Regions from separate parts of the Mus musculus genome. Here region 2 is linked to region 1. Evidence: chromatin loops called from intact Hi-C (ENCODE). Cell type or tissue: left cerebral cortex. All regions are shown on one strand. Each heading gives the region's core, and the rest is flanking DNA. Links, peaks and the distances in the headings are about the cores only.

What was found. A loop is a pair of places that touch in the nucleus more often than their neighbours do. Peaks named below come from ENCODE experiments on the same cell type or tissue, not always from the same donor. Only the 100,000 strongest peaks of a DNase experiment are listed, where the experiment ranks them.
Region 2: a loop joins it to region 1, with 4 times the contacts of the local background. A loop is called at or near these places in 11 of 42 quality-filtered maps.

Annotation. Positions count from the first base shown.
Region 1 is chr15:87,540,284-87,548,322 of GRCm38, reverse strand. Tafa5 (TAFA chemokine like family member 5) reads right to left here and starts at 4,024. Exons shown (of 4, transcript NM_001252310.1): 1 at 3,720-4,024. The coding sequence starts at 3,831. Gm35471 (a long non-coding RNA gene) reads left to right here and starts at 4,350. Exons shown (of 3, transcript XR_384322.2): 1 at 4,350-4,861. In left cerebral cortex, for the core only: a CTCF peak has its summit at 4,252; DNase peaks (open chromatin) are centred at 2,994, 3,239, 3,804 and 4,198; H3K4me3 peaks cover 1,574 bases; H3K27ac peaks cover 1,005 bases.
Region 2 is chr15:87,361,750-87,369,788 of GRCm38, reverse strand. No RefSeq gene overlaps it. Among named protein-coding and RNA genes, the nearest start is that of Gm35422, 100 kb to the left of the region's middle. In left cerebral cortex, for the core only: a CTCF peak has its summit at 3,879 (motif pointing left); a DNase peak (open chromatin) is centred at 3,872.

The DNA.
Region 1 (8,039 bases), core at 2,911-5,410:
TGTGTACCCCGCCCCCTTCCCGGCTCTGAGTCCAGCTAGGGAATACAGCCTATAGTTACTTTATGTGGCTGAAAGAAACAGTGTATTTCCCGCTAGATGTTCATCAAATAAAAACATAGGGCACAGGAGGCAGGAAGTGAAAGGGAGCGCTACTTCCAGAAAGGCATCACTTTGTGAAGCCTGTGGTCTTTTCAATTTTACCTCCTTGAGAACTTCAGAAATCACATTTGATCAGCAGGAGTACAGCACATTGCTGTCCGCACTAAGTATGCCACAAATTGTATTTGTAAAGGAAATGCGTGTTGGGGACCATCAAAGTGCCTACGCTCGGTTAGTATTCTAATGGATTAAAAACAATTCAAAACTTGTTTGTAATTTCTTCTACTCGCAGCTGTGGACATGAGATTTAACTGAACGGCACAATTCAATTCTAACAGGATTTATTTGAGGGGGAAAAAACAACTCTATGTTAAAGAGGCGGGCCCACTGTCTCTCCTCCACTGAACTCCCCGGTGTTCTGAAATGAGGCTGTCCTTGCGGCATTTACATGCCAGGAGCACTTGTCCACCACGCAGCTTTAAAGACGGAACTTGCCATCTATGCTATAAAGCACAGATCCCTTCATTCCTGAATTAAACACCACTTGCAAGAATCAAAGTCAAGGATCGGGGGTCACAAAGCTCATCTTTTTCTCTGAGTTTCCTTGCTGCTATAATCTCCAACACATGCTACAAGCACACAGCACGCCAGCCCCAGGTCCTACCTCATTCAACAAGGGTGTCTGGCCAGCTGACCTCCCTGCTCCACACACTGGAGCAATTCAAATACATCAGCTCCTTCTAAGCCGGGTCTGAGGAGTTTCCTCTGCCCAGAATAAAGCAGGTTCTCTCTTCTCACCTCAAGCATCATCTAACTTTACCCACAGACCTTGGTAAGCAGCTGGGTGCTTGCTTTATAAAGCGGACTTTGCGAGTAACATTTAGCACACATGAAATAGAGCACCCATTTTAAAGGCAGCCTCACAGCCCCCCCCCTCTTTTTTTTTTCCTTTTCCTGGCAATTCTTCCCCAATCCCTGAAAATGACAAGGCTGCGTCACCATAGCAACCAGCCTAATTGGTGGACTGCAGGTCTTTCACTAGCCAGAGGGTGGAGCCCACCTCCTTAATATGACTCTTAAGCACATAGCAAAGAAGGGTGTCCAATGGGCAAGAGCTGTTGAGCCCCCCAGCAGAAACCAGGCCAGGAAATAATCTAGTTTCCTCCACTTAGCGCCAGGAAGTGAGATCCGTGTGTGTTACAGAGAAACATACACACCGTAGGGCAGCATTACTGAGCCCTAAAAGATGGACGCTGGCTTCCTAAGTGTCTCCGCTCAGTAGCAGAAAGACACTTAGGGTAATAAAAGTCCTCGCTGAAACATCTTGCACACAAAGATGCTAACTATCTTTCATCCCAGATGTGTTGGAAGAAAGGCTGGAAATCGCAAGAACTATCTAATTATCATTTTCTATGCATTATCAATTCTAAGGGGGGGGGGAGGAAAAAAAGAAATATCTTTTTCTCTAGGATTCCAATTCCCAGCTATAAATTATGATGATGTTATTTTGTATTTTAGAGAAATGCTTTAATTTCTCCAATTGCATTTCTGGTGTAATGGGGTGTGTCTGAAAACGTTAGCTTATTGTCAATTATTCCATTACGTGGGGATGGAAACAGCTATCAAAATGTGGCTGTTCAGAAGCTTCGTTATTAAGGACTTCTGCTCTTCTGGATAAGTCATTCTTACCGACTGCCCTTATAGCAGAGAACCAACTTGCAGGAAGATAGGGCTGCCCTTTTCTCTGAATATATGACATTACTTCCCTATAGTCAGATCAAGAAGCAAGCCAACAGGACGAAGTGGGGCCGAAGCTAGGAAACAAGGGACAAAGGCTATACTAGCTGGGAGTGCATACAAGGCCCCAGCTTGGTGGCTCCCTGAAGAGGAGAGTGTTGAGGTCAAGGGCTGGGTTGTCACTCAGTCAGTAACAGTGGATGGCTGTCCCTTTTCAACATGCAGAGCTGCCTCTATGAGCCCAGTCTACAGCTCTGGGCTCTCGGGCTGACCCAAGGACAGTGTTACCAGAATCTGCCTAGGAAGAGCAGCCAGCTCCAGGTTTCCGCGCCCCGTGCCCCTCCCCCACTGCTGAATGTGCCACTCCTGGGACAACACCAGGAAGTGCATTTCATCCTGGTATCACCTGTCTATCTCTGGAGTTTACCCATCTTTAACCCGTCCTGTATCATTAAGGAATCTAGGCTCAATGGTACCTGGGAAGAAGCCCCTGAAAGAAGCCGGCAGGCTACAGAAGGCTAAGCAGTGAGTACTCTCCTGTGGCTCAGCCCACCAGCTTCCTTTCCCTATCCTAGGGCAGCCAGGTTAGAATACTGTCAGCAGCCAGTCTCTTGCTTGATGAACCTCAAGGCGCCACAGCAGCACAGGCATATGCAGACTGAGTAGTTCCTCTGGGCTCACTAGCATTTCCCTTAAGATGCCTCGACCATGTTGGGGGTTGAGCTATCCCCATTCAGAGTTGTCCCAGGACTCTGATGACATATTCGGCCTCGACTTGAGTCTCAAGACTGCTGCAATTTCATTTCAGAGCTAGGATTGGGAACTAGGAGGCCCCAGGCTCGAGCGATGGCCGGGGAAAGGAGGGAGGAGTGAGAGGAACCACTTGGTGATGGCCTTTTATTTTAAATTAGTAAAGAATCCATATTTTGTCATCACCTCCCTTGCCTGTGGCATTTTTTTCATGACAGGTGTTCACTGGCACTAGTTTTTCTTCCCGCAGAGACGGGAAGGAAGGCAGAAACTGTAACCAGGCAAGCGCCCATCTCTTATAGAGCCTATGCCCGGGACTCTAACCAGCCTCTACCCACCCCAACAGCTTCCGACAGTCAGCAGACACCAGCCAAGATGATGCCTACCCATACTACACCAGCCCCAAGACTGTACCCAGGACTCAGATTATCGGTACCCAGATAAGACCTACTGATAAGATCACCCATCGTCCGGGTCCCAGCCTAAGCCCAGCTCCAGAACCCCGTGCCAGGCTCCGACCAGCCCGCACCTCCCTCCGCAGCCCTTGCCAGACCCACTGGGTCGTCAGTTCATTCCTCCGAACCACCCTTGCAGCGGTAGCGGGCCCTCCCCTCCAGAGGCATCCGTTCCCTTACTTCTCCTTTTACAGAAAGCATCTGGCGAGCCCGCTTCCTAGCAAGGCAGAGGCTCCACCACGCGTCGGAGGAACCCAAGCCGCGGTCCTGCCCGAGGAGTCCCGCTCGGGCTCGGTTGCTGCGTCCCCATAAGTCCCCGGAGGGAGTGTCGCCGGCGGGAAGCTCCGCTCGGTCGCTAGCCTGGGCCGGAGCGGCGACCGCACGGCGGACACCGGGCACCGCCGCGCAGGGACGCGCTGTGCCTGCCTGGGCCTGATGCCGGCCCTGCTGGCTAGTCCGCGGAAGCTCGCCGGGGCTGCTGTGCCCGGCCGCGGAGTGTCTGGACCCCGGAGCCGCCTGCACCAAGCCCTCCCGGGCCAGCGGAACAGCGGCCAAGACCCGGGACCGCGCGCCACGCGCTCGCAACTCCGCACCGACGCGGGGCGCCCCGCCGGGGCTGGGGCTGGGGCCGCTTGGAGGACCCGAGGCCCTTATGGGGCCCGGGTGCACGGTACTCACTGCAGTAGGCGATGAGCAGGCTGGCCAGGATCATGAATGCCCAAAAAGTTGAGGACATGCTGGGCAGGGCGGTCGCATCTTGCCGGCTGCTGGTCCTGGGCGATGGCGCCATTGAAGCCGCGGTGCCCGCGCGGGGGGCAGCAGCGCTTCTCAGCAGCCGGCCCTGCCCGCGCCCCCGCGCCGGCCTCCACGTGCGGGCCCCGCGCGTGCCATCCTCCTCCTCGTCCTCCTCCTCCTCCTCTTCCTCGTCCTCCTCCTCCTCCTCCTTCTCCGCCGCCGCCGCCGCGCCCGGGCCCCGGCCCACTGCGCCCCGCGCCGCCCGCCCCGCGCCGCGCCCGCGCCGCCCGCGCCCGTGCTCGCCCGCCCGGGGACGCCAGCCCGCGGCTCTGGGCGTCGCTGCGCGCCCCGGCTCAGCGCGCCCCGTCACCAGTACGAGGGGCGCGCCTGGAGCGCGTGCCCGGCGTGGCGGGGCCTCGCACTGGCCCGGGACCGGCGAGGGAGGCGAGCAGAGGGGACGCCGCGCCCTAGCCGAGCCTCTGGATGGCGACAGAGACGGCCCAGCATCCTCGTAGCCTGGGCTCTGGGCGCGCAAGACCCTCAGGGCCAGCGGGAAGTTAGGTGACTTGGGACCCCCTTCCCCCCCCCCCCCCCCCACGCGAGAGTCTTCCACCAAAGGCCTGGGACGCTGGGGTCCCAGACCTTGTTTGGTATTGATCCGGAAAGTGAACCGAAAGTTTATTCAAAGCAAATAATGCTTTCAGCCTGTTTCCCATTTGTGCCCAGCACCAGGGCTCCTGAGTATGCCTTGTTGCTCTGAGCCCACCAGAGAGCATCTGAGCGCACCTGCACCCTGTCTCTAGAACTTGCCATCCTGTGGGCTCTGTGTGTCTACCCTAAGAAGACATTCCTTTGCATCTTCCTGATGCACTTCCTTGACTCCCGTGTACCACAGCCTCTGCCCCCAGGCCATGGCCTGTGGTTCCTCTCTCTCATCCATTTTCCAGAGTGTGTGCAGGATAAAGTCCCTGGTCTGGTTTTCTGAGGAGGGTAGCGAAGACTACAACTCTGATGTGCATTCCTGCCGTTGGACAACGGGTTTGCCCCTGTAAACCAGCGGAATCGGGTCACTTCCACTTTCCCTTGTAAGTTCCTTGCACTCCAGGAAGAAACTCTAAAAGCTGGTGTTTTCCCCAGGTGGCCCTGTAGGTCCATGGCCATGAAGGTCGATTCCATTCCCTTCCTGTGCACCAGTGAACATGCTAACAGCAGGCCCAGTTAGGCTTCTCATTGGTGTTTGTTCTGCATGGGAAGGGGTGGTACCCCCACACAAGATCTCATTAGAAATGGAGGCTTTTCCCCACAAGCTACTTGGTGCATACCAGCATAAGCCTTTCCCCTTGCACCCTGGTCCAGTGTGGCATTTAAACAGACCAGGACATAGAGAACGTTGCTGAGGGGCTGAAGGAGGGCAAGTACCCAGGTTGTATACATACGCAGACACATACGCACTCCACATGCGCACCATGTTCATGCACACACGCACACCACATAGCTGAACTCCATACACACTCCACTTGGATACATGCATGCCACAAGCTTGTTTCTACACAAGCTACATGTATATCATGTGGCTATAGGCACACACTCCCCTACATAGGTACATGCACAAGGCACTGACATTCACATGCATGCTACATGGTCACACATACCTCCACATACATGCACACATATACACACATGTATGCTATATAGAGCACACATGTGCATGCACACATGCAAAAATATACATGTGCATACATGTACAGCATGTGACCACACATGCATGTGCACACACATGCATAGACATACATACATGTCGCATGGCCACAGCCACATGAATGAATATGCACATGCATATTTGCCATGCACACGTGCACACATGCATAGAATGCACAAGTACTTGCTCTCAGAAGCACATATACATCCAAAACAGTGCTAGTGAAATGGAGTCAGGCTTCTCACTGCCTAGCCCCTGGTAATGGTCTCTCTGTAATATGAACATGCCTACCAAGGGGGTTTCCCACTAATTTCTGACTTCCATTTCCTGTTTAACTAAGATCCAGGTTTTCTGGGTACCATCTTCTCCAGGATAGCTTCCCCAGTCTCACTTTCCTGTAGGGAGGACAGTCTGCAGAAACCAGACATCCTGACATTGTCAGGAGGGCAGGGTGGTAGCACATTTTGTCTCGAATATTCCAGATAGACATATCTCTCTCCCCCCTAACCTAAGGAGGGGGGGTCCCTCAGCCAGGTTCTACAAAGTTGAAAATGGCTGTCTGAAACTGCTGTCATATGCCTTCTGTTGATCAAAGCCTTTTAACCTGCAAAAGGAACAAAGCTCTAAATCCATGCATACTCCACTTCATCCTGTCTTCCCTGAAATTCTTCTCAGAGACAGACATCCTTCACACAACATGCTTTTATTGGGTATCTACTCGATGTCAGGCATGTGGGACCAGAAAAACAATTATACTTAGATTTCTCTCTCCCTGAGAAGTTCAGGTTTGAAGAATAGCAAGGAAAATGCAATCACATCCATGAGCCAGGTATTGTGGTGAGAAAGAGTCAAGGTACTGTTGGAACCTTTGAGGGCTTTCTAAAACAGACTTACTTATTTTTTATTTATGAGTGTGTATGGGGGGAGGGGGTGGCACTTGCATGTGTGCAGTTTTGTGCACTGTTTTCATGCCTCAGAGGCCAGCAGAGGGCATCAGGTCCCTCTGGAACTGGGATCACAGGTAGTTGTGAGTCACCATGTGAGTACTGGAACCCAGCCCTCTGGGAGAGCAACAAGAGCTCTGAACCAATGAGCCATCACTCGGTCATTCTGTTGGCATGTTCAACCCAAGGTTGAGTCCTGGGGTGTTGTAAGGTATGGGCTGGGAGAGCTTCTGTGAGATGTGTCAACAGACAGATTTTGGTGCCATCCTTAGTACACACCCCCCTCTTCTCCCTCTTCTGTCTCTCTCTCTCTCTCTCTCTCTCTCTCTCTCTCTCTCTCTCTCTCTCTGTCTCTCTCTCTGTCTCTCTCTCTGTCTCTCTCTCTTTCTCTCTGTCTCTTCTCTCTCTCTCTCTCTCTCTCTCTCTCTCTCTCTCTCTCTCTCTCTCTCACACACACACACACACACACACACACACTCACTCACACACACACCTGAAAGAAAAGCTTCACAAACAGCACTTGCCCTCTTATTCCCTCTGGTATTTTCTGTTCTGTCCTATTTGTTTCTTAAAATACTGGTTGGTTGCCCACCCAGTAATGTTGCTACAGTAGTGGTCTTTATTTGAAAAGTCTTTACAGGACAGATGTAATCTTCTCTGAGTTGTGGAAGGGTAAATTGAACCTTCTCTGTCCCAAGGAGAGGTGGTGGTGACAGCAGTTGGAGCCAGGGCACACTGAGATGCACAAGTTGTTCTATGTTGCCTTGGGATTTTTGTGGCTGCAATGTTGGGGAAAGTTTAAGAAGTAGGGTTCATGTCAGGTGCTGATGATTCCCTCAGAGAGGGATGGTAAGGGAGCTTGGGTCTCAGGATCCAGAATGGAGACAATTCCAAGAATTCACAAGACAGGGATGCTGAAGAAACACAATCCTCTACCTCAGACTGCATGGTGGCAGGAGTTGTGGAAAGGATAAGAGAGATTAAAATGAGGCTGCAAATGGAGCCTCCAGAATATGAATAGCACCCTTGACCTAAAGATCAGCATGCAGCCTAGAAGCTGTAGGGACAGGACCCTGGCCCAGTATGCTCCAGCCAGGTCTTGTTCCAGAGCCTGGTAAGAAAGCCTGGATGGAGCTAAAGATGGGGCAATGAGCAGAGCACTGAGTCCTGTTGCTAGGAGACAGAGGCTCGGTTCTTGATACCAACATGTGCTACCAATTGACAATTTTTGTTGTTATTATTGATGGACTGCCTTTGATCACCAGCCAGAATTTGCAGGACTTCAAAATGTAAGGGCTGAGTACTTTGGCTGGAGAATCACACCATTACCTTAACTCTAAGCCCAAAAGACAAGCAATGGTGACTGTTTAACCAGAGGAGAGCCTCAGGTCTCACAGAACAGCAGTCTATAGTCAGAGCTCCAAGGAACCTGGCCAGGATAGGACCATCCAGCCTGGCTGCTCCTTATAACAGTCACAGAGTGTAACAGATATGGTAGGTTCCTAGGAGGGGATGCTGAGCAGAGAGCTCTCCCAGGACATGCACTCTGCATCAAAGAGGGAAATCATGGTTAAGAGCACCAACTGCTCTTCCAGAGGTCCTTAGTTCAGTTCCCAGCAA
Region 2 (8,039 bases), core at 2,417-4,916, 180 kb after region 1:
TAGTGATCACAGAGTCCATTGCGTATGACTATGAGGAAAGACTCTTAGGGAGGAAGGGGGAGGGCCATCAGCTAGGGAGTCACATTAGTGGCAGTGCAGTGCCTCAGCTCCAGCTAGCTCAGGACACAGAGGCCCTAACTCTCTCCCATGCCACCCATGGAGGCTGATTCCCAGGGATGTTGGCACTCTGCTGGAGGCCTATCTGCCGATGGCAGCCAGCCCACAGCAAGGTGGCTGTGACTGCCAGCATGATCCAAACGGAGGCTGCCAGGTGGAAGCCAGTTGGGTAGCTGCACTGAGGGGTCCTGGCTCAAGTTAGCCATGACACTGCATTGCCCAGACACAGAAGGACACATGCAATGGGGCCACAGGGGCAGCTCCCTTGCCATTTGGAGACAGATTGCCTGGGAACACTCAGGCCTCTTAGTTATTGATGCATCCCAGAGACAGAATTCCTTGGGAAACTGAGGGCTCACAAATTCTTGAATCCCTTAAACAAATGTTCTGTGACTAGCAGGGTCCCCTGGAAATCACTGATTCTCAGAAACAACCATGAGCCCCTTACCTACTATGGTCTCTTAGAGACGGTCTGCCCATGAGCATCAAGAATCCCATAACAGCTTCTAGATTGATAGATGCGCCCAGATATGAACCCATAGCTGTGACTGTGGGAAATGCTTCCCACGTCGCTCCTCCCCTCCTCGGTCCCTTCCATGCACAGCCCAGGAGGACACTTATAGGTGGGAGCCAGTCTGTCACCAGTATGCTCCAGGGTCTTCCCTATGCTCCATTGATGCTGGGCACCATTTCTCAGTGTGGGCTGTGGTTTTCAGGGCCCACAGAGATTGTACCTGGAATCTTCTCAGTCTGTCACCCTTTTCTGACTACTTGGCAGGTCTGGGTCGTCATGCTAAAGAGGCCAGATCGCTGCAAGACCACAGTGACCCTCTGTCAGGGCAGTTCCTCAAGGACAGATATGACCTGGAGTACAGAGACTACTTAACTTGGAGTCTCACGGTCCTTGACCTCACTTTGTGGACACCATGTTCCCTACTCTTACATCCTTTCTAGGTTCTATTGAGTTTCAGTAACCAACCACAGGTCTCAGAATGTTCACCGACAAATTGTGTGTCTTTCCACCCGCCCCTAGAGGCAGTCAGCCTCCAGGTCACATGATTCCACTCAGACCATCCACCCACAATCTCCATGCTGAGCCCTCTGTCTCCAGTCCAGACCACCATCATTTCCTCTGGCTCCTGTAACGGTCAGCCTTACCAGTTCACCCTCCACTCAATATCCAGTGCTTCTCATTGTTAGGAGAAAATCCAGGACTGCTAACACAAGACTGTCAGCTGAGGAGGCTCCGTCCTCTGCCTCACCTGCCTCGCCTGCCTCGCCTGCCTCATCACCTGCCACCTGCCTCACCTGCCTCACCTGCCATCTTTCATGTTTGGGTCGTTGCTCTGTGTGGTTGCAGAGCCTTGGAACATGCAGTCTTCTCTGAAGCATGCTTCTCTGAGGGACTCTCAGAGCTCAGAGTGACCACTTGCTCTTTGCCACCACCCCAGCCTCTGCCATGCTTCATCTATGTAAGGCAGGCTTCAAATGACATCTGCAACATGAGTGATTTCCAACACACAATCAAAGATAAGTAGGTACAGGAAGAGACAAGAGGACAACATGAGCAAGAACCACAAGATGAAACCGAAACGAAAGTGGACGCACTGGAAATCCAGACAGGAGTTTTGTAAACACGAATCTTTTGATTATGTGTTCCGTGTTTGCAGGCAGAGAGGGAGAAGTCACACGTTGGTTTTCTGCAGGGAACTGGAAGTAGTAAAAAATCAAGGCAAAGCACTTTCTAAATCAGCAAACAGAAACCTCGAAACATAAAAATGCAACAAGAAGCTACAAATCTATTTGATGTGTTTGCCAGTAGCTTGTGCAAAGGTGAAGGGCAAGGAACAGTAGGATCTGAAGGGAAGGTCACCCAGAAAATCCAGAAAGTGCAAACGGTGGGAACACAGAAGCCATTTTAAGAGACATATGGTAAGAGTAGGAGGGTCAAAAGCCTGTTATCTGGGGCTGCAGAGATGGCTCTGCAGTTAAGAACACTGGGTGCTCTTGCAGAGGACCTAGGTTTTAGCTTCAGCACCCACGTGGTAGCTCACAACCGTCTGTAACTCCAGTCCCAGGGAATCCACCGCCACCTTCTGGCCTCCGTGGGTACTGCATGCACATGGTGTACAGATTTCCATGTAGGCAAAACAGCCATACACATACAATGAAAATAACTTCTAAAAGACTTTTATCTGAAATCCTGTAGAAATTAATAAATAGCATGAATGGTGCAGTAGCATCTACCAAAGCTACTGTGAGAAAATTACCCCCAATGCTGATGAATTTAGATTCACGAAGTCTAAAAAAATACAGCATAGACAATTAAAGGGAAATACAGCCACCTAAAACTCCTATCTGTCTACCTATAATCATCTATCTATTTGGATCATCTATCTATCCATCATCATCTATGTATCATGTATGTGTATGTATGTATGTATGTATGTATGTATCTACTACCAATCCATCCATCTATCATCTATCTATTTATCTATATCATCACCATCTATCAATCTGTATGTATGTATATTTTATCTCAAATTGTCTTTGAGAATTTTGTAACAAAAATTCATAAAACAAGGGATAAAAGTTGCAGGGGAAAATGTGTGCTGACACTTAATATCTTGGTATCTAGATAGATACCAACTATGGAAGTCAAAAGATAATGAGATGTTTACAGTCTAGGCAAAGAAAATAATCATTAATTTGTTTCTATTCAGACAGGTAAACTTCAAAAGTTGAAGGTAAAGTGAATACAATTTCACAGAAAAATTGATGAAATTCGCAATTGATAGATTTTATTATTACGATGAAATCTTAGGGATCCTTAAAGAAAAAAATCATAATAATAGAAATGGAAAGTAGAATTATTAGAAAACTGAGGAAAATGGAAACATATGGGCCTTAATATTTGAAAGAGATATCCACCAAACATTTACATAAATTCATATATTAAAATCACTGTTGAGTACTACCTACATACAAGAAATAAAATAATTTTTATGAAATTTGTATATGTGTAAAATTATGTACATATAGTATGAATAATTGATAAATTACATTAATGTGTGTGTGACTAATATTGTGTATGTCACAGCCAAAGTTCAATGCAAACACTCCATCAAGATTGTGAATTAAAATGTTAAGGGTGATAAGTTTCTTAGATTTTCTATGAAGTGGAAGAAATCACCATTAGCAACTTTGTAATTACATTTTAGTTATTTATTTTGTGTGCGCATGAGCTTCTGTGTGTCTGTGTGTGTGTTATGTGTGCACATGTGCTTCTCTCTCTCTCTCTCTCTCTCTCTCTCCCTCTGTGTGTGTGTGCATGTGTGTCTGTGTGTGTATGCACGTGTGTGTATGAACATTCATGTGCCACTATGCTCATGCCGAGGTCAAAAAACAACCTGTGAGATCCTCTGCTCTTTTTCTACCCTGTGGGGATCAGGAAAGGAGCCCAGGTGGTAGGCTTGGCAGCAAGTACCTTTCCCTGCTGAGCCATCTCTCTGGGCAAATGCCAACCCAATCACTGGGTTACTTGAAGAGCAGCAAGTATCACGAAGCATCCAATCAACCCAGAAGGTTAGGGCTCTCGCAGACGAACTAGATGCACTTTGCAATATGAAGTGACCATGAGCCTTCACAGGTAAGGTGGAATAGTACAGTTTAAAAGGGATGTATTTGAGGCTGGTGAGACGGTACAGGGAGCAGTTCCCAACCACCTGTGACACCTGCTCACAGGGGTTCCAATGCCCTCTACTGGCCTCTTGCAGACACTGCACTGACATGCACTCCCTGCCCTCAGACACATGCACATAATTGAAAAAAAAAATTAATCTCAAACTTTTTAATATGATCATCTGAATAAGACCTGCACAATCAAAACAGCTGACACAGCGGCTTGGACGAGAAAAGTCACACAGGGCCCCACCCCTTGATGAGCTATAGGCTGCTAATGGCTGCTGAGGGAGAATTCAGTCTTTCTTTGGGAATGTGCCCCCAGCAGGTTATCCAATCCCAGTGGTTGAACTTAAATGCATATGCATTTGAACAACACTAAATCAACTCAGCAGGATGCATTTACATGTGCAATATAGTAATAATATATACAATAATTATAAACAGTAATTTTAAAAGGTTATGAATTTGAAGGGGAGATGGAGGTCTTGGGAAGATTGTCAGTGGGGAGAGCAAGAGGAGGTAATGATGTAAATATGGTACCCGTGTATGAAATTCTCAACATTTTTTTGAATGAACCTTAAAAAATGTAATGTGTCTGCCTGTCAGGTTGGCAATGGTGGTCTCATCATGATCCATCTTCACTGTCAATTCGATTATAGTTTGAATCACTTAGAAGACACCTCTGGATGTGTCCGTCAAGGTGTTTCCAGGGAGGCATAACTGAGAAGGAAAAGGCTGCTCTGAAAGTGAGCAGGACCACTCCTTGAGCTGAGGTCCTGGACCAGAATCAGAAAGTTACTATCACTTTGCTACTTTACAATGGATACAATGTAGCCAGCTGCCTGGCGCTCCTGCTGCGGTATCTTGCCAGCCACAGTGGAGACAGCACCTTCAAACTGAGCCAGGAAACCCTCCTTTCCTTTCTAGCTGCTTTTTGTCAGGCATCTGTCACAGAGATGGAAAACTCAATTAACATAGGGGTGAGTCTTATCAAAGATCATGATATACTTGTGTGAAAATGTCTTTTCAAAACGTATCACTGTATACCATGGGTATATTACAAAAACAGAGTGAAGAAAAGCAGTTATGAATGGCAGGTCAAGTTAAGTCAGGGATACTAGAGTGACTATTATTCCTGGTTTTTTTTCCCCTAGCCTTTGGTTTTTACCACTCCCTGAAGTAGTGTATGTATCTGGAAACAGCATCCTATATGCATCTTATGTCAACTCCATGCTGAGCCTATCCACCAGCATAGGCCAGGGAAGGCGGCAATAACAAGCACACTCACTTGCCAACGATTGAAACACTGGCCACCACTCAGCATATGGAACTCAGAGACCTAGGTCAATAGATCAACCCCCACCCCACCCCCCGCCCCCTGTGTATCACTCCCCAGGGCTTTGAGCAGAGGACATGCCAGTCCCTAGGCTTCTATACCAAACAATCAATGACAGCTCAACTCATACTTCATTGGCCAAAGGTTGAGAAATTTGAACTTACAGACTCACTTTCTATGTCACCCCATCAAGCAGAACTCCCACCTAATGTAATGAGCTCATGAGTGTTCTGACACATGAATCGTTGGCCTTTCCCTGGCTCCAAGCCTTTCCCCTTCTACTCTCCACTTTTTTCACTTGGGTGACATTGACACCCTTTCTAAAGCCACGGAGTTCTGACTCCTCAAAGACTCGGTGATGAGCACAGGTCAAATCTAGTCAAGGCAGGTAAGCTGAGAACCAGTGATGGAAAAGCTGGGGCGGGGTGGTGTCTCTTCTACCTGGGCTTGGATCCCGGCGGGATGGAATCTTGTCATACGAGAAAATCTGTCTGTTAGTGTCTATAATTCGTAGTGTGTCATCCTTATTATTATTGGCCCCGGGAAGTGTTTTCTAGATATTTTCCTGCCCTAATCACTCCCACACATCTCATTAAATGTGAATATAGCTAATGTAATTTTGTATCTGTCTGTATACTGCATTTCCTAAGAGAGCCACAAATAATTACAATAGAACTGGCTTTGGAAAGTTTGTTTTCATACACTAAGAACCAATTTCATTTACTTGAGGGAAATCGCCACTGTTAAAAATTTGCTGCAGGGCTGGGGGTGTAGCTCACTGGGAGAGTGCTAGCTTAGCATGAACAAGGCTCTGGGTTCAATTCCCAGAACTGTAAAATAAATAAATAAATAAATAAATAAATAAATAAATAAATACATAAATAAATACATAAATAAAGACAATACAGTTTAAAAAAATCTGCTGTGAAAATGAAGTGAGAGCAAAGCAGAGCTGGAGACCCTGAGGGTGTCATGGAACCCTTGGGTGCAGCAGAACTTGAAAGTCAATACAGCCTGAAGGGACCTCGGTTATTGAAAACAGTAAATTCTAAGCTTTGCTTCACATGCGCGAGGGGATTTGTGTCTGTTAAACAGAAAAGAGTCCTCCTCACAAATGACTTCCAGCAACCCAAGTCTGGCTTCTGCAACCACATATCCATGTGACTGGGAGGTATCCCGTGCAGAGCATCAGTCCCTCCAAGTCTTTTGTTGTCACACATCCCATGCCACCATCAAGACAACGCCTCATTGTAAGGCTATGGCTTGCAGAAGTCAGGATTGGTTCTCCCTCCCAGCCCCATGTTCCTGGAAATAAGGCTCAGACTTAAAATATATTTGTAGATACCTTGGCCATATAGCTAGGCTTTTTGACTAGCTCACAATTCAAAATAATCCAGTTATTCTAATCTACATTCTGCCATGTGGCCAGCTACCTGTGGTCAGGTACCATGTGACTGTCTCTTCAAGAATCACAGGCAAATCTGCAACTGGCACTATCCCAGAACCCTTTCTTCTCTGGGATGTCCCATCTCCTATTTCCTGCCTAAGCTATAGGCCATCAGATTTATCGACAGGTGCCACCTCCATATAGACACAAGATATTCCCTCTACAACGGCTCAGTCACTTCTCTCTTCAGTTTTTCTCTTTAATGCGGGCAGTGCCGCCTCTGGGCAGGTAGCCCCAGGTTGTATGAGACAGTAGACTGTTCCCTCTATCTTCCATTCCTGCAAACATCCCTCCATTCATTAATCTGCTCATTCTTCCTTCCCTTTTCTTTCCTCCATCTACCCATTCCATCCGTTCCTCTACCTACATACCTACCCCTGTGTGCTGGTTGTTTGTTTGCTTGTCTGGTTGGTTGTTTTGTCAACTTGACACAAGCTACAGTCATTTGGGAAGAGGAAATTTTAACTGAGAAAATGCCTCCATCATATTTGCCTATAGCTAAGGCTGTAAAAGTATTTTCTTGATTGATTGATTGATTGATTGATTGATTGATTGATTGATTGATGAGGGAGAGCCCAGCCCACTATGGGCGTTGTCATTCCTAGGCAGGTGTTCCAGAGGTATAAGAAAGAAGGTTGAGCAAGCCATGTGGAGCAAGGCAGTAAGTAGTGTTCTTTCATGGCCTCTGTTTCAGTTCCTACTTCCGGGTCCCTGCCTTAAGTTTCCATCTTGGTGCCCTTCAATGATGAACTGTGATTTGAATGTGTAAGCCAAATAAACCCTTTCTTCCTCAATTTGCCTTTAATCATAGTCTCATCACAATTGAAAGAAAATGAGACTACTTTCTCTCCATTCATTCAGTCATCTGTCTAGTCATTTCACTTGTCAATCTGCCTATTGATTCTTCCATTAAGTCATCCCTCTTCTCTTTCATTTACCCACACTGCCATATGTTCTTCTATTCATGTACCCATTCATCCATCTAACCATCCTTCTACCCCCACACCCATCCAGCCACACACCCATCCAGCCACACACCCATCCACCCACACACTCATCTATCCACACACCCTCTACCCACACACCCATCTACCCATACACCTATCCATCCACATATTCATCTACCCACACACCCATTTACCCACACACCCATCCACCCACTCACCCATCCACCCACACACACATCTACCCACACACCCATCTACCCACTCATCCATCCACCCACACACCCATCTACCCATCCACTCATCCATCCCAGGCAACATACTTTCATTGTCTTTTCTGTATTTATTTCCTTTTCATCCATCTTCCGTATGGGGTCTAATGATCCATTCCCAACATTTGATCCTCCACTAATCTATCTACTCCATCTCCACAATAATACAGTCTTGTGACAAACACCAGTTTCTTATAGTCAAATTATGACATCTTTCTGTTATCACACAAATGAACCTT